7 separate regions of the Homo sapiens genome follow, and regions 2, 3, 4, 5, 6 and 7 are each linked to region 1. Evidence: chromatin loops called from intact Hi-C (ENCODE). Cell type or tissue: mammary epithelial cell. All regions are shown on one strand. Each heading gives the region's core, and the rest is flanking DNA. Links, peaks and the distances in the headings are about the cores only. Region 1 overlaps LOC105374660 (a long non-coding RNA gene). Region 2 overlaps LINC02220 (long intergenic non-protein coding RNA 2220). Region 3 has its middle 250 kb from the start of LINC02220. Region 4 has its middle 200 kb from the start of DNAH5-AS1. Region 5 has its middle 280 kb from the start of LINC01194. Region 6 has its middle 12 kb from the start of DNAH5. Region 7 overlaps LINC01194 (long intergenic non-protein coding RNA 1194).

Region 1 (4,719 bases), core at 720-4,719:
GGTGGAGCTGACCATACTCCCAGAACTCTTGTCTTTTATTACTATTTATTTAATTTACATGTAGATTGCACATTATCATCATTATCACAGGGTAAGAGCCCTATTACCAGCGTAACACAGAATGCACTAAGCACACTCTAGCCAGACCTATAACCTTACTTAGCATCCCACTATTCCTGGCTCAACTTTCTTACTTCTGCGATCCCAGAAATGCAAAATGCTTCTAAATTCTCCATCTTTTCTCTCTTCCTTCTCATGCCCTGGTTTATCTGTACAGTTTTCTTTGCAATTGCTATTTTAGCTCCTCAATGCCTTCCACACTCTATGATAAGATAGTAGAAAATATTTCCCAGATTTTGCTGCATATTGGAATCATCTGCCTTGATGGTGGCAATTACATCAGAATCTCTGGGAGTGAGATCCAAATTTCAGTAATTTTTTTGCAGCTCTCCAGGTGATTTAAAAAAATATCTGGTTTGAGATCCAGTGTACCAGATCCTTGCTACTCAGTGTGTGCCTCAGGCCAGGAGCAAGGGCATCACCTGGAGCATGCTTGAGATGCAAGCTCTCAGGCCCCACCCCCGTCATCCTGTTGAATCTGAGTATGCATTTTAACAAGACCGCAATTTGATTTATATGCACAGTGAAATTTGAGAAGACAAGGGATCCTCTTCAAACAATACATTGCAATCAACAGTGTCTGGTTTTCCATTTGCATTAGCCAAAGATTGCCATAAATTCACTAGAGTCAAAGTTAGGTTTATTAAACTTGTGTCAATGTGGGAAAATAAGCATCAGAGGAAACATGGGGCCTCTAAGTAAGAGGCAGTTAGGAGAGGCAGAGTATAAGACTTGGGCTTGTGCTATGTGATTTAACAGCAGTGGGCTCTTAAATCCTCCCTACTCCTAGGGAAAAATGACAGATCAGAGCTCTGAATTGCCTCCCCCTTCCTTCCTGACAGCACTCAATCCCGAACGGGTCTCTGCTTTCTCAAACTCTTTTTCAAGGAGAAGGCATTTTGGTCCGCCCAGCACAGTGCTTTAGGTGGGCCAGGGAGCAGAGGGCCTGGGTGACAATAAACAGTTCACTATCTTTATAGCATATAGCTAATGGCAGCCACATCCCACTGTTTACTTGTATTAAGCAGGTGTAATGTGGTCATATACAGTGTTTTCTGTAGCAATAACTTGACACATTAAATGCTGCTTTCCAGTCTCGCACTGACTGTGAATGTCCGGGCTCAACGGAGACCTTAACAACCTGAGCCAGAACTACGGAAGGACCTGACAGCCTCACTGTGTCTCCCCCCTACACTCTAAGGAGATGACTTCACAGAGATTTGGAAGGGAAATGAGGGGTCTTTAGGAACAGAATGTTTTTGAGGGTCTTCAGAGAGCAGTGGCTCTTTCTCTTATCACTGGATAAAGGGCCACTCGACATATTTCCCCTAAAGATTGTGGTGTTTCTGAACTTGGGGCCTGAGACTTAATTTCATCTGGTGGTTGTTCCGTGGCAGTACCCGTAGACAAGCTCCAATGGCACCAGGGAAGTCTTATAGAAGATAGAAACATGGCAGAGCTGGTTGGGAGAAGATCATGGCCATCTCCAGAACCTTAAGTCCGACCCATTTCCTGTGGGGATTAGGTTGGTAGGACAGGAAATCCGACTTTTCTGTGGCAACATATGTAGCTAGGGAAGGTCTTGATTTCTAGGCAGCCCCCAAAGAATCTCCCCAAAGACAAAGGAATTCCACACAAAGACTTTGGGGTAGACCCCTTGCTGGGGGTGAGGAGTTGACCATAGCACACCAACCCTGTACACCTCCAAGGTCAGACAGTTTTATAGGCAGTGCTCACTTGGGGGCCTGAGGCCACGCTGCCATCTGCAAATACCAGCTCTGGCCCCTCTGGTCTCTGCAGCTGGCCTTTGTCAGATGTGTATGTAGTTTGGACATGTAACTTTGCCTCTGTTACAGAGGCTGACTCCTCTCCCCTTTATCCCAGTAGCAAAATAAGTTTAGACATAAGCCTAGGAGGAGAGTAAAGAGAGGGGGAAAAACATTTAGAGTGAGAAGCTATTAATGATAAAGATACCTGCCTTCCAATCAGGTATGGGCAGACCTATGCCAGCCTTGCAGTATCTGTCGCTTGCCAGCCAGTACCATGGAAACTCGTTGTCAGGTATTATGTGAGATCCACAATGTTTGGACACCATTGCTTATTCAGCTATCAGGCTAACTAACCATACAACCCAGCATACTTTTTTTTTTTTTTTGATGATGACCACAAACCTATCCATGCAATTTTTGTCAAAAATGTTGCTGACATCAAGACGCAGTATCCCAAGAGAAAGCTCCATGGCTGACATACTTGCTATTGGCTCCTAGGCATGCTCCCTTCCTTTCATAAGTGCTTACAGAATAATTAAAGGCTGTTTTATCAGTGATGATTATAGCTATGTTTACTGAGCTTGCCACACGCTGGGCACTGCGGCTCTGCATTTTACAATTCCTTCATTCTTATTTACTGTTAGGCCTCTAGGTGGGGACAGAGTTCCAGAAACTCTGGGTCAGTTTTTAAGCAGGCTTGGAGACTCAGAACCAGAAGCTGCGACCCGGTGGAAGGTGTGGCCAGAGGGAAAATGTTTAATTGTGGCCGCTATTTCTATCGTGCATCATATTCTGGGGCTTGCTAGAGAATCACCCTGTGCCTCTGCCTCCTTCTTGTTAGATTTTGCTACCTTATTTATTGGTTTCTTCCTCACTAGGATAATTTGTGAAGATAGAAATATTTCATTTTCAAACATCTCCCATGATCTTTCAGCTCTGTTTACTTTTAGAATCTTTGCAGTGAGCCAATTTGCTCTATTTTAATTTTTTGGAAACTATTTTTACTGAAGTCTATTTAACATCTGATGATATTGAATGTTCCTTTTTTTCAACTCCCTTTTCCTCTTTTCACCTTTAAATTAAAAATTTCTCATTTCTAGTCTAACAGAGTGCCTCCAAATCATGTGAGATTCCCAAGATCACAGAATTAACAGAATATTTTAACCTTATTAATACATGTGATTAGTGGTTTTAACTTAAAAAAAAAAGATTGTCTCTCTAAACAATATCCTGTTGAAGCTGAAAACTCCCACAAGGGGATTTAGAATGTGGTGTTTGAGAGCGTGGGCTCCGGGGACCAGCTTCCTGGTTTAATGGCCACCTTCGCCTGTGCTAGCTATGTGACTTTTGGGGGGGGTCCCTCTACCTCGCTACAACCAAGTTTCAGCACCTGAAAAATGGAAGCAAAACGTGACATCAGCCTCATAAGGAGCTAGCTGGAAGGAAGGGTTGAATGAATTAATTCATGTAAAGCATTTCAGTGACTGGGGAAAGTCAGCATCTCATCCATGCATCCCATAAATGGGTATAAGTTGGATGACTTCTAGGTCCCAGACACTGTCCTAGGTACCAGTAAAATATAAACATCCACATATGTATTTTAGCTGGTGCTGACAATTGTTAGGAAGAATGATGAATTAGAGAAAGGGGATGTATCAGTAAGACTTCTGCAGAAAAACAGAACCAATAGAATGTATGTCTATACGTAGGCTAAAATCTGTTTATTTTGTTTAAAGTTTGCTTTAAAAATATTTATTTCATCTAAAACACATTTTCATTGTAACAACTCCCTGGTAACCAGGTAGTAGAAGAGAAGGCTTAAAACTTCCATGTAACTTTAATTGCTGGAGACAAGTGATATTTATCAAATGTATCTGACCATTCTTGATGGGCCAAATTGGATTAGGTCAATTCAATATAGTGACCTTGCCTTACAGACAGATCTGTGGTCAGATGGAAAACTTACAGAATAGCAGGCTGTATCAGTCAGTATTCCCCAGAGAAACAGCACCAGTAAAGTATATATGTATTTCGAGAGAAGGAGAGAGGGAGAGACGGACATTGTAAGGAAGTGATTCATGTGGTTGTTATTGTGCGGGCTGCCAAGTCCATGATCTGTAGGGTAGACTAGGTGGGTTGGAAACCTAAGTACTACTACTCCTTTTTATTTTTTTTTCTTTCCCACATGGTGCTGATGTAATGCACTACTTCTATGTTGCAGTCTTGAGGCAAAATTCCTTCTTGGGAAAACCTCAGTTTTTGCTCTTAAGAACTTCAACTGATTTCATAAGTCCCACACACATTATCAAGGGTAATCTTTATCTAAAGTCCTCTATAGATGTTAATCACATCTACAGGATACATTCCCACCAACATCGTCATTAGTATTTGACCAAACAATTGGGCACTGTAGCCGAGCCAGGTTGACTCATCAAATTAACCTGGCCAGGGGGAGTGTGTGTTCCCTCATCAGAGAGTCGTAGGTGAGCTTCTGAGGAGGTGATGGATTTGAGCAGAGACCCAAGTGAAGATGAAGAGGGGGCATGCAGATACTGGTGACCAGCAGCCCGCAGCATTGTCCACTTACTTTGGTAGTGCCATGGAAAGTTAAATTTCATCCTGGCATCCTGGATCAATGTATCTAGTTGGTTTTTTTAAATGATAAACAAGAAGCCAAACTCTTGTGACATTTTAGAAGTTAAAATTGTTCAGGAATACTCATAAATGCACAAGACACACCTGACTATGCATGTGTGTGTGCACGTGTGCACATGCATACACACACACACACACACACACACACACACACTTCCTTTTCCTTCCGGAGATG
Region 2 (4,735 bases), core at 338-4,337, 580 kb after region 1:
CTCCAAGATCCATCTATCTTCTGCACAGGCCAAATGGGAGAGTTGAATGGGGATGTGGTGGGAATCACCACCTCTGCTTCTTTCAAGTCCTTGATGGTGGCACTGATCTCTGCAGTCCCTCCAAGGATGCGATATTGGTTTTGATTTACGAATTTTCTAGGTATCAGTAACTCTAATGGTTTCCATTTGGATTTTCCCACCATAATAGCCCTCACCCTACCACTCAAGGAGCCAATGTGGGGTTTCTGCCAGCTGCTAAGTATATCCATGCCAACTATGCAGTCTGGCACTGGGGAAATGACCACAGGATGAGTTTGGAGACCCACTGTAAGTCGGAACTGAGCTAAAACTCCATTAATTTTCTGACCTCCAGGAACCCCTACCTTAACTGGAGGACCACAATGATGTTTTGGGTCCCCTGGAATCAGTGTCAGTAGTCCAGTAGTCCAATAGTCCCCAAAATGTCTGATCATTTCCCTTTCCCCAGTGCACAGTTACCCTGGTAGAAGGCTGGAGGTCTCCTTGGGGATGGCTAGTGGAAAAATTAACAGAATAAATTGTCAGTAGTGCAGTGGGGTCCTTCTCAAGGGGACCCGGCCTCCCCTTCATTCAAGGGATTCTGGGTTTGTAAACTGGCTCAAGTCTGGAAATTGATTGAGGGGCTGTGATTCTCTGTTTTCATAATTCAAATTAGTCTTTTGTCCACTAAACCTAGAAGTTTTCTGTTTATATAAATTAAGCAGGAATCATCCTTTGGGATGAAGAATTTACCAGTAATTTACTTGGATGGCATGAGGTTTAGGTGACATAAAATAGAATGTTGTCTTCAGTAGCAAGTTTAGTACACAGAAAATACACAAATAAATGAGCAAATTAAAGGTTTTCCTATTTCCAGTATCACTGAAAGTTTCTAAAGAGTTAATAAGGATCTGTCTCATGTGCATGTACACATCAAGGCCACCAGTGGTGTTGAGAATACAGCTTCCTGTAATAAATCAGAAACGAGCATTTAGGATACGAAAAGAAAAATGATAATAGAATGCTAAGTGCAAGTTGAAGAATTTTTAACATTAAATGAATTCTGCTTGTTAAAGATCTTTTATAGGCATACAATAATTAACTTCTATACTCTGTGGGATTCTCACTAACAATGGATGAGAGTTCTGGTTGTTCCACAGCCTTGCCAACATTTGTACATTCAGTCTTTTTCATTTTAGCTTTTCTGTGGGATTTGTAGCTTGGTGTGGTTTAAATTGCATTTCTTTTATGACTAATGGTGTTGAGCATGAGCATTTTTAAAGTGCTTATTAGTCATTTACATATTTTAATGAAACAGTTCAAATTTTTGCCCATTGGGGATGTTTCTAGACTATGTTGTGCATATATTTTCTCCTAGAATGTGACTTTCTTATATATTTTTAAGGGTGACGATTGATGAGCAAATTGTTTAGTTTTGATGAAGTCTAAGTTATCCATTTTTCCCTTATTTTTACTACATTTTGTGTCCTAGGAAAATGTTGTCTACTAGAAATTATGGCAAAAACCTACTAAACTAGTTTTCTCCTAAGCTCCTTTTGCTTTAGCTTTTAAGTTTAGGCATATGGTCTACTTTTTGTACATAGAATGAGATAGAGTTCAAGGTTAATTTTATTCCATATGGATGTCCAGCTGTCACGAAATATTTGCTGAAAAATCTTTTATTTTCCTTCTGTGCTGCTTTGGAATCTTTGTCAAATATCATGTGGCCGTGTAAGTGTGGCTGTATTTCTGTATTCTCTATTTGGTTCTATTAATCCATTTTTCCTTCCTTAATGCTAACACTGTATAATCTTGATTAGAATTAGTTTATAATAATTATTGATGTCAGGTAATTTAGGCTACCCAACAGTACTGTTTTTCCAGACAACTGGACATTTTTGAATTTTCATACATATTTTAGGAAGAACTTTCCAAGTTCATCAAAAAAAAAAAAATCTGCTGCGTTTGTGACTGGGATTGTGTTAATTTCACTGATTACTTTGGAGAGAAATTACATTTTACAGCATTGACTCCTAAAACATGAACATAGAATATGTCTCCATTTATTTTGATCTCCATTAATTTAACAAAGCAATGTTTTGGTTTCTATTGTAGATGTTTTTCACAACATTTATTAAGTTTATTCTTTTGTAGCATATTAATTTGATGCTCTTTAAATGGATACACACATTGGGTTGTGCCCTTCACACTAATTCTGGACTTTGGCCCGTGAGGCAGAAGCTGACTTGATGAAAGGAGAGATTTGGAAAACCTCTTGCTGCCTTTGGAATTTTGCTGCTGCATGAGCAGACTGAAACGGTCTGTTGGATTATGAGTGACACATGGTCCAGTCTCTCCTTTTGCTCTTGATGGCAGTTACATAACCTGCTGACATGAGTGTGAAGCAATGTATCCTGAACCAGCCACCCTGAGCTGACCTGCCAACCGACTGCAGATGATGAGTGAACGAGATTAGCCAAGCCCAGATTAGGTCAAAAGTACAAGAAAGAAGAATTGTGAGCTAAATAATTAGTTATCATCTTAACCCATTAGATTTTGGGGAGAGTTATTACATGTCAAAAGCTAACAACACAACACAGACATGCACACACATAGATGTATATATCTTATTTTCTTCTTTAATTTTATTTTAGTCTTTCCTTTCATTTATTTGTTCCTGATGTGAACATCTCTGAGAGAGCAAGAGGTAAGATATAGAAAGGAAAACAACAAGAATATGAAGTTTGTTATTTATAATATGATATTCTTTTTATGTGTACCATGTTGCACATCTGAAGTATTTATCTCCAAAAAAAAAAACTTTAAACAGTCTTCTCTTTTGAAAATACAAGTATTGCAGGTGTTTTTCCCCTAAGAAATCACTCCAGGGTAGTGATAAATTAGCCTTCTCTCTATGCTTTTTTTTTTTTTAATAAAATCTAAAGAATAGAAAATGGCAATTGGAGTCAGATATGGGAAAATTGGTCCAAAGTGATAGGTGGTAGTTTAAAATGACTATACTGGAGGGTACACAGTGTCCCTTCACTGGCCATCCTCTGTCCTTGTCAGGCTCAATCATTTCATTGTTCCTTTCTATAAAACTTTTCAGTTCAAAACAGATACAAAGCTATGAGCATGTATATGCAGAGGTAGATCAACCTGGAAGCTACTACAATAGTCCAGGTGAGACATCAAGAGGACAACTGAGGAAATAAAGTGGACATGGAGAAGAGGGAGAAGATTCAACTATTTATACAGGTAACTACTAGCAGTTAGTTCTGGAGGATGAGACAGGAAGCAACCTGGGATGACTCATGGAACAAATCTGCAAATCTTGCTGTCCACTGTATGGGAAGAGTTCCTCTGAAAGGCCACTTTCACAATCTTCTCTAAAGGCATGCCTGTCCCTCAATATGAAATTGTGAGATCCCTAGGCCCCATTAGTAGAGAGAAGTCCATAAGATGAGTCCACATTCTACACGACACACAACCCCTCTTGTTACTAAAATTTTTTTCTGGAGACACCAGGGCATGTTCTCAAGAAGATTATTTCTTGTACTGCTCACAGGTTAATGTCTATTAACTTGTCAGGCACATGACATCAGCTGGGACCTTTAAAATGTCACTTGGGAAGTTGAAGACCCTCTGTTCGAACTTGCCTCTTATTCCTGTCAGTCTCTGTAGTAAGGGTGCTCATGACATGACACACTGCAGAACATAGACAGTGATGCTCTGTGTTGCTTTCTCTCAATGATGATTTTTTTTCATTTGGCCATGAAATTATCCTTATTTAAGTTTCTGAATATTGATACTAACTATACTTTTCTTATTTTGTAATTGACACCAACACACTTCCTGGTTTCTCGACGCCATTCACCAAGGAGTTTGCTATTTGGCCAACATTCTTTTTCTATACAGCCTTGGCACAAACAACCACGTGGACCCACAGGACTTGACCTCTTACGCTCATCTAGCAAAACCACTTTATTTCTTATACTCTAACAAACAAAAGTAGGTCCCTAAAGTTCTCTTTTTTCTCTGTTCAGTTGGAAAGGAAGTTCTTACTTTTTCAAAACTTCTTATAATCATAAATGGCTGTATTTAAGTACCCCAGCTAGAAGGAGAGTCCCCAGATAGTTGGTTATCTGTTCTGTCTTCAGATAACTGGATACACAAAAGTCGTTCAACATCAGACTTGAGTGTGGGTACCTTAGTTGATGGCTGCAGATCCAATCTGTCTTCTCAAATTTCTTATGAAATTCCTATTCCTTCTCTAAAACTGTATATAACAAGAAATAGACCATTATCCAACAAGATGTCTTATTTTTTGTGTGCTCGCTACTTTCTTACTTTCCCTTTAAAATATTCTTCAAACTCACCAATACTATTGTTTTTCTTTCTTTTTTTTTTTTTTTTTTTTTTTTTTGATATGGAGTGTAGCCCTGTCACCCAGGCTGGAGTACAATGGCACGATCTTGGCTCACTGCAGCCTCCGCCTCTGCCTCCCGAGTTCAAGCGATTCTCCTGCCTCAGCCTCCTGAGTAGCTGCCACCATACCCAGCTAATTTTTTGTATCTACAGTAGAGACGGGGTTTCATCATCTTGACCAGGCTGGTCTCGAACTCCTGACCTCGTGTTCTGCCCGCCTTGACTTCCCAAAGTTCTGGGATTACAGGCGTGAGCCACCTCATCCAGTCTATTGATATTTTTCCACCCT
Region 3 (4,000 bases), core at 1-4,000, 200 kb after region 1:
TATCTTCCTTCCTTTGGCCACAGTACCTTATTGACTTTGTGGATAAAAAGTTTATGTTATACCATTCCTCTTTTTTATCCTATTAAAATTGATTTTAAAAAACCCTTGGACTAATGCAGAATAATGGTAGAGTGATGAAAGATAAAGAAGGAGAGGGGTAAAAACATTTTATTTGAAGTGCTGAAGTATAAATTTGTAGCCTGGGAGATATCTAATATTGAAGATCAATGTATATTCCCTTTTGCTTTCTCTGTCCTACTCTAAAGAGAACCAATATTTCATGTTATCACTTATTTCTAAGTATTAGAGAGATGTCTTGATGTTCAATATTGCTCAGTAATTTAGAGATGGGAAATTCTGGGTAAATAGAGCATTTAATATGGACATTAAATTAGTAGGTTTGTTAAAGCATAAGAAAGAGGATCCTGTGTTTTCAACGCTTAATTTAAGAACATCGCATACTTCTATAATTGAGTAACTATACACTTGTCCTCTCAAGTATTTTACACTGATAGCCTTTCATGGAAGAAACTTGTTATGATTAAAACTAAATAGTTTAAACAAAGTGCAGGAATTAGTTCTTACTTGATAGAATTATTAACTGCTCCTGTGAAGACTAAAATTATCTGCCCAACAAATATAGGAACATTAATTATAATACTTTTGTAACTAATATTTTCATTCAATGCTCTGTGTGAAATAATATGTAAAATAAGTTAAATTTATTTGCTACCAGAGAAGCATTCTAAGAACCTTTTGAAGCCAGGAAACCTATCTGCACTTCATAGATACGCAGTAATTTATTCCGGGAATTTGTTCATGAAAATAATGGCAAGTATCTCTCTCACAGTGCATTTTAACCTGGAAACAAATGAAATAAAACACTTTGGCTTATCATGAGCCATAGAATCTGCTGGCTTTAGCAATGTACATTTTGTCAGATAATGGGAATGTCTTTTAAATACTATGATAATTTTTATAACACATAAATAGGGAGCAAAAGGTGGACTTGTAGAGCTGTTGCAGAATATAAGGAATCCTGAAGGAATAATTATAGGAGAGTGTAAACCAGGCTTGTCTTCCCTTCCAATGAGCTTAATTTCTGAAGCCAATGCTAATTAGGATTAATCATATTATCTCCAGAACAGCCCAAACCCCTCCAAAGAAAACAAACAATGGTCAGAGAAGAGATTCCAAAGGGATACAGTCTGTTTTGGTAAGAGTGAGGTCATGGAGACACCATACTTTGCCAGGGTACTTGGCTTTGTTTTCTGACTGCCATGCATGACAACCCAGCTCTTTCCATCTGCCAAGACTCTCCACGTCGCACCTTAGCTCTGCAGTTGTTGAATGTGCACTTCAAAGAGGTAAATAGGAACAATGAACTGAAAATCATACCTACCCTAAACCAAGGTGTACAACTGCCTGCCTTGAGTTAAGCTACTCAAGTAGTTCAGACCTACTGTTAGTAGTTAATAAAGACATGCTTAAGAGTGTTGTATATACCATGCAGCAAGTATTATGAGCAGTGCTATTCCATCACTTATAAATAAAAGAAGTACCTATTTATTTTGCACAGCCAGTTTTGTGCAGTCCTCCACCAATTCAATTACCCAGCTAATCTTAAAGGTCAAAGGATGTAAATGTCTCAAATTCTGCCAAAGTTAGTCCCAAATTCCACCTAGAGCATTTAGAAGGGGGGAATTAATTTAAGATAGAATAACAGATTAAGAAAAAGAAACAACAATGAAAAAAGTAGTTTTCTTATTTCCATTGAGAAAATTAAATCCTCTCCAGGGTGACGTAAAGGTGCCTTTTCCTGGCAGTCCCTGTCAAAGTCAAGATGGCTTCACCCAATTGGAGAGAATAGCTCGTTCAAATCTTGCCTATTCTGTCTACTGCCCCTAGTGGTCCATAAGAGCCATTTCTTTAGTTCAAATTTCCTATAGAAATACATTCACTCACACTAAATGTTTACATTTTAAGATACTAGAGCAAATGAATAGTTTTAGTGGAGTAGAGTGGAAATGAGGCCAAATTGAAATGAGAATAAAGGAGAGAAGCTCCTGATGAAAAAAGGGGAGAATGTGCAAAAATATAGATTGTTGGTGCTTTAAGTGACAGCCAGAGTCTTCTGTGTCTCTGTGAAATATGCGTTCTAGCCAGACCATTGCACTCTCTAGTTCAGTGCTTCTCGGGGAGTGGCAGCTGTCCACTGATAAGATAAATAGATGCTTTAAGAGTAAGACTTCAGAAACTTAAGGGAATTTGATATTACTAATATATCCAAACATATGTTCAATGTATTTTTTTCCTTGAACAGATAGATCTAGATGGGTTCAGGTGGGTCGAACTTTTCTTATATGGTACTTATGGCATAAACTGTAGTTGTCACACGCAGTAGGAGCTCGTTACTGTGTGTGGTATCTTCAAGTGAATTTGACATATGAAACCCAGAATTGGTTTGTTTTCATCAAAAGATTATTTAAATTGAAAACAAATCTTATAGACTAATTTATTGAAATTTATACCAAGAAATTGCTTTAAAATCTTTTCTCATCAATATGCCTCTATGTAACCAAATTCTCTATGAATAATGTTTTTATTTGTTTTTAAAAGAAAGCCGTTAAAAGAGTTGATATACATTATCCCAGAAATAGCCTTGTGATCAATTTAATTTAGAATATATAGATAAAGAAGCAAGCTTTTTTATTATGTTGAAAACTGTAAACATTGATATGCCTGGTATTCCTTCAAAGGGTATGTCCAGGCATTTGATACAGGTAATTAGTACATCACTTATAACTTCCGGGTATGTGTAACAGCAATTTTTTTGTAACAGAAATTTGTGTGTAACAACAGTTCTATTAATTGCCCATGTGCACATCTTAAGTAAACAAGGTTATGGTTTTTAAGTTGTTTTCTTTTGTTGAAATATTTGAACAAAGTATTTCAACAAAATATTCAAATATTCAACTGAAAAATTTGTTGAAATATGTCCATTGAAACTATTTAAAAATTTGAGCTTATTTATATGTTTTGTTTTGATTTATTTATTTATTTTGATGAAGTTTTGCTCTTTGTTGCCCAGGCTGGAGTGCAATGGCACGATCTCAGCTCACTACAACCTCTGCCTCCCGGGTTTAAGTGATTCTCCTGCCTTAGCCTCTCAAGTAGCTGGGATTACAGACATGCGCCACCACGTCCGGCTACTTTTGTATTTTTAGTAGAGATGGGGTTTCTCCCTGTTGGCCAGGCTGGTCTCAAACTCCTGGCCTCAGATGATCCGCCCACCTCGGCCTCCCAAAGTGCTGGGATTACAGGCGTGAGCCACCGCACTCGGCCTGTTTTTTTATTTTAATAGTAATTCATTTTTATTATATTTTGTATTTTATGAAACTATTGGTTCACAATGGAAATTAAGAACAAAACAAAACAAACATGCAGGAAAGATCCTTACACAAACACTGTTCAAGTAGAACATACCAGACAGAATTTATTTGTGGCAGTATGCTGCATAACCAAGACAGCCATCAGTAAACCTCTCTAAAGTCTCTAAGTCCATTATTTATTTGCATGACCTCAATCATCACACATTTCAGCAAAACAGAACTTTTCCAGCATCTCCTTAACTCCTTCTGTATCTGCTTAATCAATGTGTACCTTGATAGAATTAATTATCTTGTTTCAGTGACATTTTGTTGTGTTGAAAATAATTTGAAATTTGTGAGCCATTGGCCTAGTGGGATTTGGAAAGCTTTTGTACACTATAGAGATTAGGTGCTTGTTGTAACAGGATTGTGCCTGTGGGAAATTAAATGATTCAGAGGCAGGTTAACCCTTTTGGTTATTTAATGCTCCACTGAGTGCACAAGAACCAACAGATTTCTCTGTGCAAAGGCAGAGGATGACTGCTTGAGCCCTGTGAATTTACTCACACATCTATCTACCACCAGGCCGACATTCCAGCTACTTGTATCATCCATCTAGGTCATGTAAT
Region 4 (4,735 bases), core at 435-4,434, 180 kb before region 1:
GTTCTAGCACTATTTATAGTGCTATTCAAATCCAGGTCCTTGAATTTAAAAAATGAATGGAGGACAAATAAGTTGATAAGATTATAACTGCCTGGCTCATGGTAGAAGTTTCTCAAATGGGTGTTATTTTAAAATGTAATCAAGACAATTGAAATAGGTGTTCAAAACATGTGGCATACTATCGGCAGTAAATATTCTGGCCATACTCCCCGTGGAAGAATTAGTTTTAAAACTTTAAATAGTTATGTGTCTGTAATGCTCATGCACATGGGCTTATGTTATTCATGTTACCTATTTTGTAGCTTCTTGAAACTAGCTTTCCTCTGCCACATTTCCCTTCTCTTCCTGAAGGGCATGCACACTCTTCTGAGTGGTGGGAGTGTGTGAACATGCCAAAAGAAGTGTGGGGTCCTGCAGTTTGTGATGGCGAATGGGCAGTGGTTGCCTCCATTCTCAGGGCTCTTCCTTGGAGCTATTTCTTTTTTTTTTTAATTTTATTTTTTTTTATTATACTTTAAGTTTTAGGGTACATGTGCACAATGTGCAGGTTTGTTACATATGTATACATGTGCCGTGTTGGTGTGCTGCACCCATTAACTCTTCATTTAACATTAGGTATATCTCCTAATACCATCCCTCCCCGCTCCCCCCACCCCACAACAGGCCCCGGTGTGTGATGTTCCCCTTCCTGTGTCCATGTGTTAGGGCACCGGCTGCACTTAGGTGTTGTCGGGTTAAATTAAATATACACCAGTTAGCATTTTCCAAGCAAAATTATATATGTGGGCACTGTCATATTTTTTAAATGCAAGCTGAATATGAGTGGGAGTCTGGTATTTTTGGATCTCTTTTGTGCAGACAGACTTGAGAGTGGCTCCTAAGATCCCCACCTCCTGGTGTTCAGTCTCACAAGTGATCCCCTTCCCTCAAGTGTGGGTGTGGTCTGTAACTTGCTTCTAGCCAATAGAATATGGAAAAAATCTATGTGATTTTTATGTATGTGGTTCTATGATTATATATATTACATAAAATTTCAGCACTGGTTAGCTGGGATCTCTTTCTTCCTTGTTGGCTTTGAACAAGCAAGCTTCCATGAATTGAGCAGCCTGGTTGGGGAAGCTCACATTGCAAGGAATTCTAGGCAATCACTAGTTGCTGAGGGCAGTCCCTGTCCTACAAACAGCAGGAAAATGAGGCCCTTGTTTCCACAGTGACAAGGGAATGAACTCTGCCAACAATCCGACAGAGCTTTGAAGCAGGTCCTACCCAGTTCAGCCTCTGATGAGAACACAGACCCAGGCAACACCTTGATTTTAGCTGTTTGGGACCCTAAGGCAGAGGCCTCAGCTAAGCCATGTTTAGACTCCTGACACACAGGAATTACAGGACTATCTACAGAACCCTTAGATAATAAATAGGTGGTGTTTTAAACTGCTAAGTTTGTGGTTTTTGCTTATGTATCAATAGATAACTAATACATTTTCCCCCATATTTTTCACCAGATCAAATGCCCTGTTGTTAGTTAGCATCTGATAAGCCAATGAGTTGAAGTAGGAAATTCTCTTAATCCATATGTATGCAAAAGTTTGCTATAAAGGGATAAATAAGTCAGCATTTATGGGCCAATGATATATTAAAAAGTGTGTGAAAAGCACTGGCCTGAGATTCATGTTCTAGGTTCCAGGCTTAACTCTAACATCTTATGTCATTCTCATCTTAGACCTTTCTATTTCTTAACTTAAAAATGAAAATTTTGAATCAGGCAAATCTTAAGCTCCACTGTAGTTGTAAATTGTATTACAGGGTTTAAATTTACAGCTCTAAGAACTAGAACTTTGTTAGCTCTAGTTAACTGTTAAATAAATCTCTTGTTTGTTTTGGAATTCCTGATGCTCATAAGTGTCTGGTTGGGAATAAAAGGGCCTTACTTAATGACTGAAGAGAGCACATTAACTTCTCAGTAGAAACCAGCTGTTTAATTTACATAATATTTTTAAAATCTCATCTTTTTTTTTTTAAGCTGGGAGATCTATCAGCAGGAATATGACAATTTAGGTACAGCCTGTTAAGTATAAATAGATTTTCTCCATTCATTACCATATTAAAGAAAAGAGGAACTTCTTTCCAAGCTGAAAAATGTGAAATGTTTTGGCCTTTATACATTTCCTGTCCAAGAAAAAAATTAAAAAAGAAAGAAAGAACAAAAGAAAAACAAAACAAAAAAAAAGAAGATCAATCTATTTGGATTACACAAAGAATAAAAATAATTTTATTTATTTTATTATTTAAAAAATATTTTGTGCATCCCAATTAGAGTAGGGAATCTTTGTTGCCTTACTTGCAGTTTATAGTTCGTGTAAAAGAGCCTATCCAGTAGGTGTCAGCAAAGTAGTCTTACAAATCCTCACAAGGGGCTTCTCCTATTAGCTTTATAACCACTGCTAAGTAAATTATAAGAACTTTTCTTTCTACCGGGAAATATGTTACATCAGTGTATCTACAATTAAAGAAAAGAATGAAGAAAGAAAGAAATAAATTTCCTGATAGAAAAAAAATCTGCTTTCTTCTCTTCTTTTTTGGCCCCACGTAACAAAAAGTGCATTCTGAGATATCATAGAGAGAAAGAGCCTCCTGGTTTCGGATATCGTAATAAAACAGGAGATCATGTGTACCTGGGTAGCACTCACAGAAGATATTATGATGTTGCGAAAAGGTGTTAAGACGTATGTGGGTGTTGGGTATGTGCATATCTATCTCTCATAGTCGGAGAAGCCCAGATGGTAAAATCTGAGCTGGAAAGTTTCTGAAATAAACAGCACAGCCACATTAACAACATCATTTTGAAATATATGGAACTTAAGAGGAAAATAGAACAGATAAGTATAATGCTAACCTAAGGTGGAATGTGTGTTCCTTCTTCCCTTCCTCTGAGAGAGGCCGTGGTAAGGGGTTGTGAGAAATCCTAGCACAACCAGAGGGTGTCCTGTGGGAAGAGGAGAGAATAGGTCTTAGAGAGGAAAGGAGAGCTTGTTTCTCAGGAAAGATGTGTAGGCTCAGAGGCGGCCACATTCCCAAGGAGGACTTGGAAAGTATCCAGCCTGATCACAGGACTGAAAAGGAATTACATTACAGTGGGGAAGATGGACTAACAACCATGGAACATAAAGAGAAGAGAAGCAGAGTAGAAATGAGGAAATTTATTTCTTTTTTTGGTTTTATCGAATTTTAATTCAAGTATAATATAGGTCAAGAAAGTGCATGTATCTTAAGTGTAAAATTCAATAAAATGTATATATATTAATACATAGTCTACAAATACGTACTAATAAAGATAAAATTTGCCCTACTGGCAGAAGAACTCTGAAGGAAGAAGAATGGAGAATTGAAACAGAAAATCAACTTTTCAAAAGAGGTTACACTATAACTTGCAAAAGTAGAAAAGTTGGGCCAAACCAAACCAAACCAAACCATCCGGTGTGTTGTAGACTAGATTCAAACTCCTTGAACTGCAGCCTATTCAGATCTGTGTATTTCAAGACAATGGGGTAAACTGACCCAACAGTGACTCCAAAGGGATCCTGTGTTCTAAAGATAAGATGCCTGACTGTTCCAGACACTCCCCAGTTTACAAATTCAGACCATTCCCTGCCTGTCCTGTCCTGTGGTTAATTTCAACATCAAAAACATTAAGAACACGGCTTGACTAATTCTTCTCTTCGGAGACATACCACAATTTACCATAGTGTTGATCTCTCTTGCTGCAGCAAGTAAGAAAAGTAACTGTTCTCTACAGGTGTGTTCCTGGTAATCTCTGACTCAGAGGCACCAACATACATCAACGCTCCTGTGTAAAGCTCACTCAGATTGAGAAACAACATTGCCAGCACCCCCGAGGCTTTTTTGGCCCCTTGCAGTTATTACCATTCCCTGTAATAACCAGTATTCTGACTTCTATCATTATGGATTTTTTTTTACAAAAATAAAATCAAACACATGTACCTTTTTGTGTCTGTCTTATTTTGTTCAGTATTATGTTTTTGAAATTCCTCAACTTGTGTGTGTAGCATTAGCACATTATTCTCATTGATGTATAGTATGCCAGCATATGAATATACCACCATTTATTTAGCCATTCACTGTTGGCCATTTGGGTTGTTTCCATTTGATGCTAGGTCAAATAATACTGCTCTGAACATTCTTGTACATGACTTTTTGTGCATATATGCATGCACTACTTTAGTTGTGTGCCTGGGGGTAGAATCATAGGATCTCCATTTGTTTAGTTCATGGTTACTGGAAAACAGTTTCCGAGGTATTTATCCCAATGGATACTTCCATGAGCACTGTATGAGGCAGTAGTTTTCATCACTCTCATCCTATTAACATTCCAGATGCCTGAGGCCTGTCCTACAGCAATTAAATTAGAATCTTTGTGGGTGGGGCTAGAGACTCCTAGTTTTTAGGTGACTCCTAGGAAATTCTAATGTGCAAATAGGGTTCATAACCACTGATGTAAAGAGGTCCCAGGATCAGTAGCACTGTACCACAATGGGAAAGTCTACCTTATGGAGAAGGGATTTAGATACTCAAAAGGCCTCCAACCCTGGGCTTCCTAATGCCTCAGAAACACCCAACATGAACTGAGTTGAGTAGGATCTATGTGCGTAGGATCTATGTGCCGGTACAGGGGTCACACTTTGACAGCCACTTATCTAAAGCAAGCCCAGGGTAGGTA
Region 5 (4,735 bases), core at 299-4,298, 1.2 Mb after region 1:
ACCTAAGTGTCCATGAATGGATGAATGAATAAAGAAAATGTGGTATATTTACACAATGAAATACTGTTCAGCTTTAAAAAAGAATGAAATCTTGTCACTTTTTACAGGTTAGATGAGTCTGGAGGACATTATGTTAAGTGAAATAAGCCAAGCACAGAAGGACAAATACTGCATTACCTCACTCATACATGAAATCTAAAAAAGTTTATCTCATAAAACTAAACAGTAGAATAGTATTGTGGGATCTGGCCAGCAGCCCACAATGCAGTGGGGGTCTCTCTTTGTTCCCAGGCGGATCAGCAGGTCAAGAAATAATAGACACACACAAGATAGTGAAAGCTGGGTCCAGGGGGGTCACTGCCTTCTGGTCCCACAGTGCCAACGATGCACTGGATATACCAGCATTTATTATTAAGTTTAGTGAGGGCGAGGGTAGATTAGTGAGGGATTTAGGGTCATTTGATTATGAGGTGTGATGGTCACATGGGGATGAAGTAATTCTTTAACATAACATCTGTATGCAGAAGTACGGTATACAGAGGTAAGAATTTACAATATAGTGTGTGCATCAGTAATTTCTAACAGAGCTTTAAAACAGAAACACCGTCTTTCCATAACCTATGATTAGCAAGATATTAATCAGCAGAAACAGTTGCAGCAAAAGCTGGTTACAAACAATCCATAGAAACAGGACGTGAAGCTAGACAACCGGTTTGACCAGAAATTCTTAACCCTAGGCCTTAACCCTAAAGAGGCCTAGAAGAGCTGTGGCAAGATGAGGGCATCTATAGCCCTGTCTTATCCATATGGACAGGCACCCCTCATGCGTCCATTTTCTTTTCATATCTCTTACAACTTACCTAATATCTCTAATGTTTTCTTTTTATATTTCAGTGTTTTATTGTGTGATTTCTTCACATCAGTTTTCCAATTCACTGAGTGTCTATTTAACAGTGTTTATTAGTTGATTCATATAACATATTTATTTCAAATATTAAATTCTCACATCTAGGGATTACTGTATGACTACTTTTCAATTTCCTTTTAATAATAGTTTCCTATACAAATAATGTTTAGACCTATTTCAATGTTTTTCATAATTATTTCATCTTATTTTTGAGGCATGAAATATCCTAGGCTGTTGCATTCTATATGTCATAGCTGTGGATTCTTTTAGATGCTTTATACTTTCAGCAAGAGCATCCATGGTAATTGCACTTGTCTGTCTTATGGTGTAATCCCTATGAATTAGATTTGCAGTGAACTCTGACCAAGTCCACAAGCTTACCAAGCTGATTTTTGTTTTGTTTTTGTTTTTGTTCAGTAATTGTTATATTTTGTTTGGGCTAGAAAGTGGGATTCAATTTAAAAGAATCTTTAGTAACTTAGAAGTAATATTTCAACACACAGCAATCAGTTAGGAAAAGTTATTTCTTACTTCAAATATTATACTGTCATTTCCAGGATTTTCGTATAATTATTTTCAAGTTTTCTTTCTTTTATTTTATAAATAAACTCATCTTATACAAATGATGATTTAATTATTTCATAGACTGTTTATATTGCACTGTTATATCTTCTTTCTTGGATATGAAATTCCCTTGTTTGATATATGCAAGGCTAACTGTGCTTTAATTGCTAGTAAATTCTTCCATGATCTAGTAGCAATATTTCAATAAATATCAAAATATACAATTGTTGGGCAACAAACAACATATATGCATCTATTAATTTATTTTTACATGTATACAGTAAAATTACACTTTCTAGTGTACATTCTGTAGGTTTAGACAAAACTATAGTTGTATACTCACCACCACAATTAGAATACAGACGTTTCGTTATCTCCAGAATTTCTTTCCTTCCACTTTCATCCTCTGGGCACCAAATCTGTTCTCTGTACCAATTAGTTTGCTTTTCCAGAATGCTATGTTATTGGAATAACTCTACATGACATTTAAAAGATGATTTTTTGAAAACAAACAAGTACTTTTTTCTTTGACAATTAAAGAATTCCTCCTCACGTCTTCAAATTAATCAATACATTATTTTTTAATAACAAATGAAATTACAGAATTTCAAATGATAGAACCATTTAGAAAGGTGCTTGTAAAAAATTTTTTGTAGTTTTCAACATGAAATAGCGTCAAATAATAATTAAATTAAACCTCATCAAAATAGCTCTCTTGACCATCTGCTTGGGAAATCTCTTCCAGAGTTGTTTCAAGTCTGTAGAAATGAATAACACTGCCTTACTGCCCCCTAGTGTTTGAAGTTTATGGATACCCCAGCAGAGTTAAGGAAACATCGCTGTTATACTTTGCCAGGTGTTCTGGCACACTCTTATTTTACATCTGGGATGATTGGTAGTGACGAAACGCATAAAATCTCATGACAATAAATATCGAGGCATATGATACATAAGGCAAAAATCACTAGTATAATACCCAAGTCAGGTGGAAATGTGCTTTGCTAATTCCAGTCTGTTTCCCAGGTGGAGAAATCATTAGGAGAGGGGAAAAGGATAACACACACCACTAACCTCCAATATTGTCCAGAGTTTTCAAGGCATGGTTATAGAGCTGTAATTAATTCATAGCATAAGAAGGATATCTAACATTACGAGCAACATTCTAGACAAGCTGGACAAAGAGATTTTCTGTGTTAGTTCGGATCTTCTGAGAAGCACACACCAAAATAGGATTCAAGATGCAAGAAATTTACTAGAGAAATGTGCAAAGTGATTGGAATGGTGTGTGACATGTTTTAAGTTCTATATATGTGTTTGCTGTATTAAAATATTCCATCGATGAATATCTTAGTGGCTTCCAAAGTTTCTCTACCATTAGTAGGTTTGTCAGATTTAGCAAATAACATACAGGATTCTTGTTAAATTAGAACTTCAGATTAGCAAAGAAGAAATTTTAGTAAAAGTATGTCCCATGCAATATTTTTTTCTGAAATTAAAAGAAACTACAAATATGTTAATGGCGTTCTGCTAGTCATAAATGAATGCAATTATGTACAAGAACAAGATTCTTTTGAGTAAATGACAGATTTGATTCCAAGGCATAATCAGAGATTTTTTTAATCAGTCATATCACCATTCATAGTTTCACTGTGTGTGTGAGTGTGTTTGTGTTTGTGTTTCAGACGAATCAAAGTAAAAATGCTTTAAGTGATGAAATGCAGATACACTACTGGGTATAAGATACCAAATAATACTTATATCTCATAAAAACAAACCAACACATTTTGTCTCTAGTATTTAATTTGTTTCTAATTTTCATACAAATGTAAAACTGAAAATTCACAGTTAACTGCTATAATCTCAATAACTTGCAATAAAATGTGTTTAAAAGGCTGAAACATTGACAGGTGCCTATGATTTAACATGATAATTTGCCTAGATTTTCAAGCATTTCATTGTATATTAAAAACCAAAGTGCTGATCAGAACAGGCTTTGATATCATTTGAAATTGAGTTTCTAACTTTAGCTTTGAATCTTGAAAGAGCCTGGTAGGTCTCAATGCACAAAGAGAGTAATTAGACATATTGAGAGGTGAGAATCTTTGCAAAAGCCTCACTTTTGAAAACCCAGAAATATTTTAAGGAGTGCCATTGGGATTTCTTTCAAAATGTATATGATAATTCATCTGCAAAGTGTTGAAAATGAAAGGTTTACCAAAAGTTGATGTTATATCTATATCCTATAGTCTGGATCCATGATATCAAGGCACACAGTCAGCTTCTATCTACTTGTTTTCATTTGTTTATTTGGTTGCATGCAGAGTACTTATTAAATTTAATCTTGATACTACAGATCCACGCATTACCCTGGACTTGTCACCCTACAACTCAACATAGTAAATGTTTTCACATAGTTGGATAAAAATGTTAAGTGGGCATGGTTATTTTATATATATATATATATATATATATATATATATATATATATATGTATGTAATTATATATAATTATTATTATATGGTCAATAATTTTATGTATCTTTGTTAATACAATAATTATATGTATACAATTGTATGCAACTGTGCTACATATATGTGGAGTTACATATATTTCACTTTTCCATTCAACTGGAGAATTGATGATTTTTTTCTTGCTATGTAAAAATAGAAGGATATTTTGTTGACGGGCCAACGCATTCTCATACATTATGTTTATGTACTTTATCCTTGAAATCCCCAAAAGCAATGTCTGGATTTGGTTTATCATTAGAATTCCAAGGCCCATGTACTTCACATGATTTTACATAAATTAAAGAAATTGAGTAATCTCAGTGAATTTAAGATTATACATTTCTATTGAATGATTTCAACCATCCCATGATTATATTTGAATAAATGGCTTAGTATATGTTAACATATAACTAAAATATGTATATACTAAATATAAATTTTTACTTGTGGTGTTTTAAATTTTGCCCAACATTCTTATTGCTTTGATAACTATTCGACATTCAAAACTTCTTTCTACATGGTTCTACTGCCCATGCATAGCATCAATTATCTTGTCAAAATATGATAGATGGTTGCATGCTAAATCCCCAAATACCTCAGTAGTCAATGTTTTATCAGTTTTGATGAAGAAGTGTGTTTTTCTGGGAATCTTCCATGATAGACATTTTCGACTTTGGTTGCGTTTTGGAATTATTTGGGGACCTCCTAATGTTCAGCTGCAGACACCCTGGCCCAGTCAATTTCATCAGAATT
Region 6 (4,000 bases), core at 1-4,000, 480 kb before region 1:
TTGAGACCAGCCTGACCAACATGGTGAAACCCCGTCTCTAATAAAAATACAAACATTAGCTGGGCGTGGTGGCACATGCCTGTAATTCTAGCTGAGGCAGGAGAATTGCTTGAACCTGAGAGGCGGAGGTTGCAGTGAGCCAAGATCGCACCACTGCACTCCAGCCTGGGTGACAGATGGAGACTCCATCTCAACAACAACAACAACAACAAAAAGGCTGTTGAGAAACATAAAATTCCTTCATGATTAATTTCTGACATAACATTGTAGGAGCTTGTGATTTGTGTGACTTCTCTTTAAAATGCATTAAGGTTTTGTGTGTTCTAATGATTAATTTTGTTAACTATCTATGGCACTGTAAGATAATAATTTGGGGGAGATTTTAAGGTTTAGTATATTCCTGTTAAAACATTCTATTAGAACATCCTTTAACTATCGTTTTTGTTAATGTTACCTGTAGTTCTAACAGATTTTGCTTATTTTATTTTAGTACTGGTTTTTGGCACATAGCTACTATATATTCATAGTTAATTTTACTTTTTACGAAAATAAAATGGCTGTCTTGGTCCAAATCTTTAATGCCTTTGTCTTTAATTCTACTCTATGTAAGAGTAATATTGAGGCACCTATTCCTTTTTCTGGATGTGTGCTGTTATCTTTATCCAGTCTTAAAAATAAAATCAATGGAAAGAAAATTATCAGAAGAAAAATAGGAAGGGACATGAACAGGCAATTTACAAAAATAAAAACAAAACAAAACACAAATACCCAGTAAATAATTTTAACATGTTCAGCTTCACTTGTCAAAGATTTGCAAATTAAACTTGCAAGAAGATAACAGCAACTTACCATTTCTCATCTACCATATTTGTAAAGATGAACAAAATTACATTAAATTTCTCATGGAAATCAAAGAGTATAATTTTGGAGAGATGAATTTTATAATAATTTATTGAAATTAATAAATAGAGATTTATACCAAGGATTTGTATGCAGGGATATCCATTATACTGTTATTTATAATAGTGAAAAATTGGAACCAATCTAAAAGTAAAAAAAAAATTGGCTAAATAAATCAAGGCCTATGTAATTGATATGCTATGCAATCGTTAGATCATATTTTGAAGAATATTCAATAATATGAGAATGTGTACATGATACATTTTAAACTAAAAATAAAGGTATATATACATATATACATATACATGTGTGTATTTTATTTTTAAGAAAACGGGAGCTAGAATATTTATTGCTCATGGAGTAGAAGAATATATGTTAATAGTGTTCATATTATGGTGATTTTTTCTATTTTCCAATCAATTTTTATTATTTTCATAATAATAAAGTATATTTAAAAATACAGGTATTGGAATTACTTAAAAGCAGTTAATGATCTTAAAGAAAAGATGATGTTACATTTTAAATGAGAGGAAATGATCAAAATCAACTCAAAGAGTTCACTATGTAACTATCAATATTGGGATTACTATATGGATATATTTACATATTTTCCTCTTTAAAGATTGAGATAAAAGTTTTTGCCTCTTCAATGTACCATCTTCCACACAGTAAGATATATTTTATTATTTATAATTATTTTATTATTTAACTTGGGCCATATGATATAGATAGAGAAAATGTCTAAATTGGAAATTTTTGAAAGGGAAATCATCAGAACATAAAGACAAGTTTCTTGTGGGTTAGAATTGAAAAAGAGAAGACTGGCTTCTCTTTCATTAAAGCATTCAGTAACTTTCCCACTGTTCTGTCTTCTTTGTAAATATGAGACAATAAGTGTAAATAATTGATAACCTTTGATGTACTCATGAGACATGGGTCTGTTTTGTATTTCCTTAGCTCTTCAAGCTAATGGTTAATGGGTGAGTTATACTTTCAGCCACTGGATGGCAGCTAACCTCCACTAGTAGTCAGCTGTTTCCAGAGTCTCTCCTTCTGTAGTGTAGACTGTGCTTTGTTTAGCATATTGTGCTTGAAGGGAGAAAAGAATTCAACATGCAGTATCTCTGGATTAATCTCATTTTATTAACCTCTGAACATAAGGTTTTATAGGGCATGAGATTGAAATGCTGTAAATCTTGTAACCAGAATCTGAGGATTTCTTCTTAAAAAGAAAAAAGCTAGATAAACCTGTCTGTTGATTGAGGTACAGTGTTGTTTTCATGGACTGTAGATCCATTACTAATAGTAGAACTTTGCCAATTTGACATCCCTGCACTACAAATAAAATTGCAACAACAATTCTCTGTAAGGAAAATATTTGTGAACCTTAGCTGAGCCATGGTAAGTTGATGCTCAGTATACTGAAATTCACTTTTATGAATAATTCAGTTCATGAAATTTCAGTGTGCAATTCTATCCCATTTGATAATCACTCAATAAAATGATAATAAAAAAGAGCACCTGCTATGCAGGAAAAAATGTGGCAGTTGAATCATGCTGTAAACCTCACACTTCGGTCTCTGCTAATAGAGGAACGTAGAAGTGCAGGATAAGCAGTTTCTCTCTTCTGTCTAACTAGGGGCACGCATGGGCAGAGTGACACTCAAAGGAGGGGCTGGGATTTGCCTTTTACACTTACTTATGAGTTCTTTTACTGCATATCCTCAAATAACTCACTATCTATAGCAACAAGTTAACAAAGATAAAAGACAATAACAAAAATGAGAACAACAATGGCATGAAAAAGGACACCTTCAAGGGGATAAAAACAGAATAGAGGTATTACTTAATGAGAGAAAATAGTTTTGGTTGATGACTATACACAGTATAGATGATGTTTAAAAATTACCATTCAACATATATTTAATGAGCACCTGTTATATGGCAGATATTGTGCTAGTCACAGTATTCATAGTCTTTATTTTAAAAAATATCCCAGCATAAAGTTTATTTCTAAAATGTAATTATTATTTAGTATGAAAATGATTAGATTCAAGGAATGAGCTGTAGAATTTCAGAGAAGGGAATCATAAGATTCGGGAAGAATGCTATAGAGGAAGGGCCATGGGAACAGATTCTTGACACGTGAATGGGACAGTGACCAGCAGAGATGGAATGAAGTGTGTGTCAGACCCTATGAAAGTGCATTTAGGGAAGAGCATGTACCACCCCACTGGTGAGCGTGGACAGCGGTGGTGGTTTGCAGGGAAGGTAGGAGATTCTTGTTCTGTTTTTCTTCATTGTTGCACGCTCTTGGCAAGGACTTTCCCTCCCCTCATGTCTTGCTTTTCTCCTGTATATTAGAGTAAAATTTAATATTGAAATAAGAGTTTTGAACTGATTTTAAAAAGGTTTAATCTCTACCAGAGTTAAATAGAACTAATTAGGGAAATATAAACTCTAATTAGATTGTTTACTATTTTGAAAACCTTCCGTAGGACAAACTTTTGTGATTTAAAATGTTTTCCATTTTATTAATTTTCTTTTTTTTCTTAAAGAGAAAAAAGTAATTCCCAAATGAGGATAACAGTTTGGAGAAAAATTGCCTTCAGCCTTAGTTCTTTTAGTCATATTTGCCTCACATTTTCTCCTAGGAGACTGCTGTTTTCAACTTTGTGTATTTCCTGGATTAAAAAAGCAATAGATTTTCTCTTACTGCTCTACATCACTCAGTGAATTAACCCCTCCAATTTTTGTTTCTTTACATTTGTTATTATTATGTAATGAGCTGGACACACCCTGTTTTCTTCCATTCTTTGTTTGGCAGTGAAACCCACTGAGGATGCTGAGTTCTCTTGGTGTATTAGTCTGTTTTCACATTGCTATAAAGACATACCTGAGACTGGGTAATTCATGAAGAAAAGAGGTTTAATTGATTCATGTTTCCACAGGCTTAACAGGAAGCACGGTTGGGGAGGCCTCAGGAAACTTACAATCATGGCAGAAGGCAAAGAGGAAGCAAGCACATCTCACCGTGGTGGCAGGAGAGAGAGAGAGTGAGGGGGGAAGTGCCACACACTTTTAAACAACCAGTTCTTGT
Region 7 (4,735 bases), core at 353-4,352, 770 kb after region 1:
AATTTCCAGTGACACTGCAACAGCACTTTGGGGGTTCTCTTTCTCTGGGACATCACAAGCACTTCTGCCTTTCCTGTTTCTTTTAACGTAACAATGCAATAATTGTCTTGGTTTTGTTTTATTCTTACCTGCTCATATTTTGGCATTTATTAGCATGTGTTGTCACCTAGTGTGGCAGATTAAATATGGCTGTCACTTCTTAACATTTTTTTTTCTGTCAAAAGATGAGGTCTATGCTCTGTACCTTGAACTCGGGAGGTCCTCATGAGTGTTCAGACAAATAAACAGCAGATGGTGCAAATGACACCATACCATTCCTCAAGACACTACTAGCTTTTATTTTCTTTCTCTTGCAATGCTCATCTGTAAGCCTGGAGCTATCACATAGGAAATCTTTCTCCCTTTTGATAATATGAAGGACAGTCCTTGAGTAGGTCAACTAACTGATAGTTCAAGCTGACCTCAGTATTTCAGCCCTTCCTTTTAAGGTCACAGGTATGTAAGGGATGATGTGTTTGGCCCTTCAGATCAGACCAGCTGCCAGTCGAATATCACTAAGAGACCTCAGTCAATGCAACATACAGTGGAATTACTAACTTGAGCCCTCCCCAAATTTTTGACCTGTGAAGTTGTGAGGGATAATACAAAGTGTGTTTTAAGGCATTTATATGTAAGGTGATTTGTTTTGCAGCAATATATAACTGAAACAGACCTAGTTGTTTGTTCGTTTGTTGCAAATGTTGTCCGTGTAGTTTTTTTTAATTATTATTCCAGTTGCTTTGTCCGGGAAGATTAAACATTTCCATCTATATTGCCACCATCTTCTCAGAATTCCTGCAATTCACTCTTATCCTGTCCTATACAACATTGCTTTCTAACAAGAAAATCATTTTGCAGCTATGTGAAATGCAGAAATTTCAGTTGTTACCCCAAGAACATAATCAATTATTTAAGTTAGAGAGCAACATTTGGCATGGCTTTTCTCAAAGCCAGAATACATGAAATTAAAATCTAAGTGGGAATGCCTTATGTTATTATACGTAACAGTACCTTCATTTAAATCTTTCCCTAATATTTTGAATTTTAGTGGTTTTGATATTTTAATTCCAAAGAAAGATTTATTTCAAAGCTCACAATGATTCTTTACGGTTATAATGTAATATTTGACCATTTTGATACTGAGCCAACAGGAAATTAAGGGATTCCTGTAAACCCTGGTATAATTAAATGTGTTTATCAGGAGAAATGCACATAAAGAATCTGTCTGGAACTCAGGGCATCCTCTTGAGGGATCTTTAGTACTCTTAGGATTACAGTAACCTTATAAATCTAATAGCAACAATGTCTCATATCCTGCAAAACTAAAATTTGAATTGCCCCATTATGTAAGTAACAATTTACTGATGTACTTGCTGAGAATAATACAACATAATGGAAGAGAAAAGTGATAAAGATCAAATATGGCCATTTATATAAAAATAGTCAATTCTATGTAAATTTCCTTTCATATTTGTAATAAACTTAAACATATAATCAAATTTTTCTTTCCCATTTTAAAATGATTTTATATAAAGAGTGCAGTACAGATACCTGTTTGCCCAGAAAATTGCTAGTTACTGCTTGTTATCCAGGAGTAGTTATTATATCCTTTCACTCTCAAAAGCGTTCAAAGACAAATTACACAATCGCGCCGTATATATCAACGATTGTGATCATTTCTGTAATTTCCCTTTATGTTACAGAATATGCAGGTTATATGAGGAACGAACTAGAAGAGGAGGGGTATTTAACATAACCAGAAATGAACACAGGGTCTCTTGAGGTATTTTGTCTCAACTTTGGAGGGCAAGTTAAGTGTGTCCTTGTTTTTTCACAAAGACAGTTGCTTCCTGTTACGTAGATGCATAATGTTTTTGCTCTTCTGGTACAGAAGTTTATTTATGCATAGAAGGGTACATTTAAATGTGGTTAAATACTAAATATCCAGAGGCTATTTTGGAAAGTGTATATTTCTCCACTTCTAAACCTCATACTTACTTTTTTCTAGCATGCTATGCGCCCCACAGTGGTAAGCCTGAAGATCACATTTCTCAGGTTCTCTCTTCAACTGACTTACCTTCAGATTGAGAGATCTGACTCCCAATCTGAGAGAAAATGACTTTTCCTACTCTTTTTTATATATTTTTTCTGACTTGTAGTGGCCCTTCAGAAATGTGTGGTGGCAGTCCTGGAGAGAGAATTTGAGCTTCTGACTTGGGCATCTGCGTTCCAATAGTTCCTAGCTTCAGAGATGTAGTAATAACCATCACCAGGCCCCTCACGTTTCTCCATTAGCTTTGCCAAAAAAGATAAGTAAATTTTCTTCTATCCTCGTGACAGGGAGTAGTTTAACAGCTTGGAGCAAGCCACCCCTGCTGAAATTAGGCTTCTCTTCTCCCACAGAGGCTGGGAGGTAGGGGCTCTATCTTCCCTGATGATTACATTTCCAAGAGATGGATCCCAGGTCCTTGAGAAAGACATTCCTGGGTTTGGAACTGGTTAGAGGCTTTTAAAAAAGATTTACATCTCAAATGGGCAGAGAAAGGATTTACTAGTACAAGCTTTCTAAAGTTAATGCTCTAAAAAAAATAAATAAAAATAAAAAAGAGAAGTTCAGTGGCTTATACTCTGGAAGAAACCTGTTTAACTTTGGTGACACTGGATAATACTATGGCTTTCTTGTTTCCTAGTTTCTCATTGAACACAGAAGAAAGCTTATCATTATTTCCCAATTAAGTAGGAAGAGAAGGCAATGTAGGATTAAGACATATGACAGATCTTGTTACATATCTTCAGGAGAAAGGAGAGTGAATTTCCTAAGGCAATGCACAAATTCTGGGCCCTAAGCGGTCTGCATATGTTGTGAAGTAACTGACCAGTGAGGAGTGACAGCCAAGTGTCTCTGCTGTCCTTTGTGCCTCTCCAGCCATGTTCAGCACTGAGGGCACAAGCATGAGACAGGCATATAGTTGAATTCAACCAGAGATACAATGTAGCAATACACAAGGTAGGACAGGGAAGTTGGTATTGGTAGGGGAATAATTATAAGATTAACCACATAATCAATGTTATATAAAGGAATATGAGACTGTGATACATTAAATAGGTGATAAAACTAATGGCTTATGAGTCCTAGTATCATTGAAGGAAAGTTAAATTGGGATAATAGAAGCAATAAGGTGGAAACTGAGAAGTTGGCATGAAAAAGGGAGATAATATTTAGATAATTGAAGGATTTCCGTATTATTAATGACAAGGCTAAGGTATGACCATAGAAGTGAGCAGCTGAAATCGGAAGTAGGAGAAGGTTGTATTTGACTATTCAATTTCATTTAATACAGTTGGATTTTTCTCTTCTAAATCAACGTTTCATTTGCATAGCAGCAGAACACATTCTCCTTTGTTATTCTCCAGATTATAACTACCCTTTTAGTCTTCTTTTCCATTTTCTCCCCATCTTTTTACCCTCACAGGACCTTCTCTAATGATTCTTCTCTTCTTTATCTATACTCACTTTGTAAGTTGTCTAATCGAGTCTCAGAATTTTCAGTATCACCTAACTGCTAATGATTTCAAAATGTATAGACCAGACCAACCAGATGTTTTTCCTGAATTCCAGTTCCATAAAAATAACTTACTTGACATCCCTTGAACATTTTATAAAATTATTAAACAATCCTCTATGAAGTATTTTCATTCTATCTCTAGTAGACATGAAAAAGTATTTTTCTCTATGAAAGATGACATCATGATTATACATATCCTGTTCTTCCCAGTTCCTAAATTGTTCTTCTTGCATTATTTTTATATATAAAGACTTGACATCTCATCTCTTTATTTAATAGGGCCTTAGATTCATTCAAAACACTTCTCTTTTTTACATATCCCATGTTCAGCCCATTAGCAAATTCTTTTACCCAGCCCTCAAAATATAACAAGAATTTTGATCACTTCTGATTTCCACTACTACTACTGGTAGACGTAAGAGCCATTTAAATATTCCAAGATATTGAAAGGGAGGAAAGTATCCATAAGAAAAAATATGATGCTACTAAGAGTGGTTTCTCCTAGTGAGCAAAGTATATTGTATTTTAGCAAGCCTCAGAATTAAGGTATTATCGTCACCTGAAGATATGAGCTCTCAAAGCACTCTGATTACATATGAAAATAAAGCTGATATATTTGAAAGTAAAGGAAAAAATAAATCAAAATATTCCTAAATTTACCTCAGATTTTTAAAACATAACTATGCAAAATCTGGATAAGATTATTGCAATAGTCTTTGTCATATTTCTGCTGGAAATATTTAAGTTAGTTACATATCTTTTCCATCAGAAGAAATTTAAAAATTTCAGGCCAATTATATTTAAATGTATTATGCAATATATTACTCTGGAGGATTAAGAAGAAAAAATCGTCTGTATTATTTAAAACAGATAATTTTAAATACTGTAGAAAAGATGTATTTGCAAATGTAGTGATGATTGTATAATTGAAATTATCTAGTTATTAAATTTAACTCAATTTAACTTAAAATTTAAGTACAAGACAGGTGTGGAGGCACATGCCTGTAGTCCCATCCACTTGGGAGGCTGAGGTGGGAGGAATGCTTGAGCCCAGGAGTCTGAGGCTGAAATGAGCTATGATTGTGGCACTGTACTCCAGCCTGAGCAACAGAGCAAAGACCCCATGTCTA

Evidence for each region. Hi-C counts contacts between places; a loop is a spot of excess contacts. Peaks named below come from ENCODE experiments on the same cell type or tissue, not always from the same donor. Only the 100,000 strongest peaks of a DNase experiment are listed, where the experiment ranks them.
Region 2: a loop joins it to region 1, with 13 times the contacts of the local background. A loop is called at or near these places in 2 of 110 quality-filtered maps.
Region 3: a loop joins it to region 1, with 2.7 times the contacts of the local background. A loop is called at or near these places in 2 of 110 quality-filtered maps.
Region 4: it touches region 1 in a loop (5-fold over the local background); 3 of 110 quality-filtered maps call a loop at or near these places.
Region 5: a loop joins it to region 1, with 17 times the contacts of the local background. A loop is called at or near these places in 13 of 110 quality-filtered maps.
Region 6: a loop joins it to region 1, with 21 times the contacts of the local background. A loop is called at or near these places in 8 of 110 quality-filtered maps.
Region 7: it touches region 1 in a loop (18-fold over the local background); 7 of 110 quality-filtered maps call a loop at or near these places.

What each region holds. Positions count from the first base shown.
Region 1 is chr5:13,476,884-13,481,602 of GRCh38, reverse strand. The region is part of intron 4 of LOC105374660 (a long non-coding RNA gene); the gene reads left to right. Among named protein-coding and RNA genes, the nearest start is that of DNAH5-AS1, 380 kb to the left of the region's middle. In mammary epithelial cell, for the core only: a CTCF peak has its summit at 2,533; DNase peaks (open chromatin) are centred at 2,562, 4,132 and 4,252; H3K27ac peaks cover 1,294 bases.
Region 2 is chr5:12,900,487-12,905,221 of GRCh38, reverse strand. LINC02220 (long intergenic non-protein coding RNA 2220) reads left to right here. Exons shown (of 5, transcript NR_147005.1): 4 at 3,128-3,276. Among named protein-coding and RNA genes, the nearest start is that of LINC02220, 130 kb to the left of the region's middle. In mammary epithelial cell, for the core only: no CTCF peak of the experiment used is centred there; no DNase peak of the experiment used is centred there.
Region 3 is chr5:13,276,243-13,280,242 of GRCh38, reverse strand. No RefSeq gene overlaps it. Among named protein-coding and RNA genes, the nearest start is that of LINC02220, 250 kb to the right of the region's middle. In mammary epithelial cell, for the core only: a CTCF peak has its summit at 1,897; a DNase peak (open chromatin) is centred at 3,882; H3K27me3 peaks cover 219 bases.
Region 4 is chr5:13,657,941-13,662,675 of GRCh38, reverse strand. No RefSeq gene overlaps it. Among named protein-coding and RNA genes, the nearest start is that of DNAH5-AS1, 200 kb to the left of the region's middle. In mammary epithelial cell, for the core only: a CTCF peak has its summit at 2,361 (motif pointing right); a DNase peak (open chromatin) is centred at 3,695; H3K27ac peaks cover 1,649 bases.
Region 5 is chr5:12,290,346-12,295,080 of GRCh38, reverse strand. No RefSeq gene overlaps it. Among named protein-coding and RNA genes, the nearest start is that of LINC01194, 280 kb to the left of the region's middle. In mammary epithelial cell, for the core only: a CTCF peak has its summit at 2,269 (motif pointing left); no DNase peak of the experiment used is centred there.
Region 6 is chr5:13,955,169-13,959,168 of GRCh38, reverse strand. It overlaps a transcript of DNAH5 not described here. Among named protein-coding and RNA genes, the nearest start is that of DNAH5, 12 kb to the right of the region's middle. In mammary epithelial cell, for the core only: a CTCF peak has its summit at 1,915 (motif pointing right); a DNase peak (open chromatin) is centred at 1,898.
Region 7 is chr5:12,702,485-12,707,219 of GRCh38, reverse strand. All of the region lies in intron 2 of LINC01194 (long intergenic non-protein coding RNA 1194), which reads right to left. Among named protein-coding and RNA genes, the nearest start is that of LINC01194, 130 kb to the right of the region's middle. In mammary epithelial cell, for the core only: a CTCF peak has its summit at 2,067; no DNase peak of the experiment used is centred there.